2 separate regions of the Homo sapiens genome follow, and region 2 is linked to region 1. Evidence: read pairs that join two places in POLR2A ChIA-PET (ENCODE). Cell type or tissue: K562. All regions are shown on one strand. Links, peaks and the distances in the headings refer to the core of each region. The heading gives the core; the rest is flanking DNA.

Region 1 (2,920 bases), core at 298-2,797:
AGATGATGCCTTCTAAGTGTCCTCACATGGTAAAAGGAGCAAGGAAGCTCCCTTCAACCTCTTTTATAAGAGCACGAATTCCATTCATGAAGGCAGAGCCCTTATGACCTCATCACTTTCCCCGAGGCTCTGTCTCTTGATACTGTCACATTGGGTATTGGGTTCCAACATATGAATTTTGGGGAACACCGATGTTCAGACCATAGCATACCCTTTCCAAGTCAGGTGGCCCTCTTTTGGGTGGCAGGCAATTCCCCAGAGAAGGAACAGCTGTGACTTGCTGTCAGTCAGTGTCATCGTGGCTGGGGGATGGGTATATCAGCAGGAAAAGGGGATCCAGAGCCCCCCTCAACAAACAATCATTGCAATGATTTTCTTGTGAATTGTTCTAGGGTTTGATTCACATAAATATAAGCAGATCAAATCTATATACCCTTCTTTCCGATTCACACGAAAGGTAGCATAGTGTTCTCTGTTCTGTGACTTGCTTTTTTCATGTAATTATCTTGAAGATCTTTTCATATTGGTAAATAAAAAAGGTCCTCATTCTTTTTTTCAAGCTGCATAGTGCCCTGCTGTATGACTGTATCATAACTGATTTAATTAGTGCTCTCTTGATAGACATTTGGATTATTTCTAATCTTTTGCTACTATAAAGCTGTATGATTATTTCTAATCTTTTGCTACTATAAAGCTGTATGAATGACCTTGTGTGTTATTTTGCATTCTCACATGTACATCTGTGGGGTATATCTCCAAAAGTTTAATGTCTAAAAAGTGACCTAGCCATCCAAAGGTGGGAGAATCACTTGAACCTGGGAGGCAGAGGTTGCAGTGAGCTGAGATCACGCCATTTCCCTCCAGACTGGGAGACACAGCAAAACTCTGTCTCAAAAACAAAAAAAAGAGCCTGGTATATTGTATCTGTAGCCTCAATGGTGATCATGGCAGGGCTTGGAATGGGGTGAGTCTTTAATGAAGTGGTGAAGGAACCAGTCTAAAAAGTGACCTAGACATTAATCTTTTTTTTTTTTTTTTTTTTTTTCTGAGACTGAGTCTCACTCTGTCGCCCAGGTTGGAGTGCAGTGCCATGATCAGTGCCATGATCTCGGCTCACTGCAACCTCCACCTCCTGGGTTCAAGTGATTCTCCTGCCTCAGCCTCCCAAGTAGCTGGGACTACAGGCACCCACCACCATACCTGGCTAATTTTTGTATTTTTAGTAGAGACAGGGTTTTGCCATGTTGGCCAGGCTGGTCTTGAACTCCTGACCTCAAGTTATCCACCCACCTCAGCCTCCCAAGACATTAAACTTTTGACAGATTGCCAAATGTCCTTCATAGGAATTATATAGGTTTGTATTCCCATTAGTTATACATGAGAGCGTTTATTTCCCCACAAGTTCATCAACAGCATGTATTACCAAACTTTTGGTTTTTCTCCTAAACTAAATGTCCTTTAAAATCTAGGCAGAGGTAGCCATGTCCCCATAGCTCTTGCACTCTGTACATCGGTGGAAATGTGATTAAAATCACCTTCCCAGTGATTTTAAGAACTATTTTTTTCTGATTATAAAAATAATACACAGGCTAGGCATGGTGGCTCACACTTGTAATCCCAGCACTTTGGGAGGCTGAGGCGGGAGGATTGCTTGAGCCAAGGAGTTCAAAACCAGCCTGGGCAGCATAGGGAGACCCCTGTCTCTACAAAAAATACAAAAATTAGCTGGGTGTGGTGGTGCACACCTCTAGTCCCAGATACTTGGGAGGTTGAGGTGAGAGGATCGCTTGGGCCCAGGAGGTCAAGGCTATAGTGAGCTGTGATGGCACCCCTGCACTCCAGCCTGGGCAATGGAGTGAGACCCTGTCTCAAAATAATGATAATAACAATAATAATACATGTCCACTTGTAGAACATTTGAAAAGTACAGTCTTTAAGCTTGTTATGTTTTGCCTATGTTTAAATATTTGAGAAAAAATTTTATCCACTTAGTCTAAGGATATTTTTCTCTTAATTGCCTAAAAGTCTGCTCACAAGCAGTCAAAATACTTTAAAGAAATCACAACTTTATTATTATTATTTTTTGAGAGGGAGTCTTCGCTCTTGTTGCCCAGGCTGGAGTGCAGTGGTGCGATCTCGGCTCATTGCAACCTCCACCTCCTGGATTCAAGTGATTCTCCTGCCTCAGCCTCCCGAGTAGCTGGGACTACAGGCATGTGCCACCACGCCTGGCTAATTTTTGTATTTTTAGTAGAGGCGGGGTTTCACTATGTTGGCCAGGCTGGTTTCGAACTCCTGACCTCAGGTGACCTGCCTGCCTTGGCCTCTCAAAGCGTTGGGATTACAGGCGTGAGCCACTATACTGGGCCTCTATGTTTATTTTTTAATGTGTCTGTTATTTGACTGTACCTTGTAGAGTAGGCTGCATGAAAGCGGGGACATATCCTGCTCCCTGATAAATCCCCAGGGCCTCGAACTCCAATGGCACGGAAGACACTTGTTCAATGAATAAGTGACTCTTGAATGAATGGAGGGGAGCCACCCGGGGCCATGTCTCCAGGAAGCCGGCTCAAATTCCTCCAGCTAAAAGTGGTCTTTGGCTCTCTTTAACATCCTGACACTTTGTTTATAGGGTTTTTGTGCTTTGCCCTGTAGCTTTTTTTCTCTCTTTTTTTTTTCTTTGAGATGAAGTCTTGCTCTGTTGCCAGGCTGGAGTGCAGTGGCACGATCTTGGCTCACTGCAACCTCCTTCTCCCTGGTTCAAGTGATTCTCCTGCCTCAGCTTCCTGAGTAGCTGGGACTACAGGCGCACGCCACTACGCCCAGCTAATTTTTGTATTTTTAGTAGAGACAGGGTTTTACCATGTTGGCCAGCATGGTCTCGATCTCTTGACCTCGTGGTCTGCCTGCCTCAGCCTCC
Region 2 (2,920 bases), core at 284-2,783, 340 kb after region 1:
TTAGTCTCTCAATAATTATCAAGGAACCCAAAGAGCTTTTGTTTGAGAGTTATATCTGTTGATATAATTCATGTCAGATTAATAACTGAGACAAATTTTATTAATGTTAATATAACAATGATAAAACTATTGCATGTCATAATTTTTTATGAAAAATATCTTTCAAAACAAAATGTAGTGAGAAATGTGATATTTACATTCTTGTGAATCACTTTTGTCTTTATAATAGGAGACAGCTGGATTCTCATCTGATTCTACAATCTGTCGGAATACATTGTTTTGGTTGAAATATTTAAGAAAATATGGCCTCATATAGATATGAAGTTGGGAAAGGGAGGAGTATTTTAATAACCTTTAAGGTAATTATGGATTTTTTTGATGTTACATCAAAATTTGGCAGGTAATAGTTTCTTAAACATTGGTTGCAATGAAGAATCAAGCTATATTATGAATTTTTTTGACTCTTACACTAAAATCCATTGATCTGTCTTGTACTTTGAATGGATCATTTACCCATATGTGGTTTTTTTAACACCATGAATTTGTCATTTGAAAAATATTGGTTCACTGAGTTATGCAGATCATGCAAATGTTGACACATTTGATTATACATTATGCAAAAAGTTACATTTTAAAACATCACCACTGATCTCATCAAACAAATCTAAGTATTGGGAAGCTGTCAAGCTCAGAGTGATGGACACATGTTTTATAAAATTCTAATTTTTCCTTGAATGCTCAAATTTTATCATGTCAAAAAACACTGACAGTTGTTTTCCTTGAAGCGTTGCTCACTTTATTCATTTTTGAGAAAATATCTGCCAAATACTCGTCTAACTATCGTTTGCCAGTTTTTCTTTCCAGTAAAAATGGTATTTCATGAAAAATGCACCATTTGACTTTGCAACTCAGTTACACAAATGGTTTTCCTGGAGGCACTCGTTCTACTTTGGGGTGCAGCAAGAGCTTTATGTGTACACAACTTTCCATTTCTTCAATATTATTAAAGTCATGTACTCTTAAGAGCAAGACTTAATACAATTAATATTTTTTGCTACTTCATCAAGGACATTCTTAAGTAAAAATGGCTCCCTCTGACCCCCATTATGAGCATGTATGATGAAGAATACAATGCCTACTAGTATAGTTTGGTGCCCTGCCTTGATTTGTGCTAAGGCAACAGCAGTTTTGCTCACCACTGCTTTGCACCATCAGTGCAACTACTGACATTGTGAAAAGATGCATAATGTCTTAGTTTCAATGCAGGCAAACCCCAAAATTGGGGCTCAGCCCAGGAGGGTTCTTGGCTTCACACAGGAAATAATTCATGCGTGAACCAACAGAGCAAAGCCAAAGCAAGTTTATTCGAACAACAGACAGCAGCAGCAGCCCTGTGGATTGCTGGCTAGCAGTATATATGGCTATTCCTTGACTATATGCTACGTAAGGGGCAGTTTATTCATGACTTTTCTGGAAAAGAGCTGGGGAGTTCCTGGAACCAAGGATTCCTCCCCTTTTAAACCACATAAGGTAACTTCTAGGGGTTGCCATGGCATTTGTAATCTGTCAAGCCACTGGTAGGAGTGTCTTTTAGCATGCAAATTAATTATAATTAGCATATAATGAGCAATGAGAGCAACTAGAGGTTGCTGTAGTCACCATCTTGGTTTTCGCTGGTTTCTTTGCTGAGTTGGGTGCTGGGAACACAAGTCCTGCTGATCTCCTGTCTCAGTTTTACCATGAAAATAGTTTTTGATCTCACAGACTCTTGAAAAGGTCCATGGGCCACACTTTTAGAACTGTTACTCTAGTGTTTTCCCATTAGGTGCTGATTTTTTAGTTTACTATTTTTATTAAGGAGGTTTTCCTAGTTTTTGGAGTTTTTAAAAAACATAAATGTTTGTTTAAATGTTTCCATTTTTTAAATCAGTGGATATGAACATATTCTCTTTAATTCTGTTAATATAATTAATTGTTTTAATTACATTATTTCTTTGATTGCCTTGTTTAGGGACTGCTGTTAATGTATGTTGTATATTAGCACCTGTCTTCTGTATCTATTACTTTCTCTTAAATTATTTTTTATCTTTTTATTTTTGTTTGATTTTTAATTTCCTTTTTCTATTTCTGTTACTGTTTTCCATTATGTATGTTAGCTCTTATGTTTAACATTCATATGTGAAGTAATTGGTTTCTTCTTATTTCCTTACTGATGAAAGAAAAACTTCAGCTGAATTAAATTTAAAGGCATTTAATTCAGCAATAGACAATTTGTGAATTGGGCAGCCTCCTGAGCCAGAGTAGGCTTAGAGACTCCAGTGCAGCCATGTGGTGGAAGAAGATTTATAGATAGAAAAAGGAAAGTGATATACAGAAAACAGAAGTGAGGTACAGAAACAGCTGGATTGGTTACAGATTGGCATTTGCCTTATTTGAACAGGGTTCAAACAGTTGGCTACATTTGATTGGCCAAAACTCGGTGACTGGCACAAGCGTAAGCTCTGATCTGTTTATACCTCCACTTGTTATAGTTCATGATGTACAGAGAAACCTTTAGGCTGAACTTAAAATATGTAAGGTGGCAGCTTCAGGCTAAACTTGATTTAACATTACTGAGCTCTATTTTTTTTTATCTTCCTGCTGACTAATCATGTAAACTGTATTTTTCTATTTTAATTTATGTTGTTCTTTTAGAGCTTCTGTTTTCTTCTTTAATAGCACTTAAATCCATCTTGTGACTTTTTTTTTTTTTTTTTGAGATGGGGTCTCGCGCTGTCACCCAGGCTGGAGTGTGGTGGCGCGATCTCGGCTCACTGCAAGCTCCGCCTCCCGGGTTCACATCTTGTGACTTTTCTTAGTGTGCTTCCTTTGGGGTATGTTTCTCATATCATTTTCTGCCTTTTCCTTGCAATATCACTAT

The links. ChIA-PET counts read pairs that join two places held together with the same protein. Peaks named below come from ENCODE experiments on the same cell type or tissue, not always from the same donor. Only the 100,000 strongest peaks of a DNase experiment are listed, where the experiment ranks them.
Region 2: POLR2A ChIA-PET joins it to region 1 with 5 read pairs; 2 of 35 experiments call an interaction of 5 or more read pairs at or near these places.

What each region holds. Positions count from the first base shown.
Region 1 is chr16:71,615,846-71,618,765 of GRCh38, reverse strand. The region is part of intron 1 of LOC105371334 (a long non-coding RNA gene); the gene reads left to right. Among named protein-coding and RNA genes, the nearest start is that of MARVELD3, 8.9 kb to the left of the region's middle. In K562, for the core only: no CTCF peak of the experiment used is centred there; no DNase peak of the experiment used is centred there; H3K27me3 peaks cover 101 bases.
Region 2 is chr16:71,275,566-71,278,485 of GRCh38, reverse strand. No RefSeq gene overlaps it. Among named protein-coding and RNA genes, the nearest start is that of CMTR2, 12 kb to the left of the region's middle. In K562, for the core only: no CTCF peak of the experiment used is centred there; a DNase peak (open chromatin) is centred at 1,495.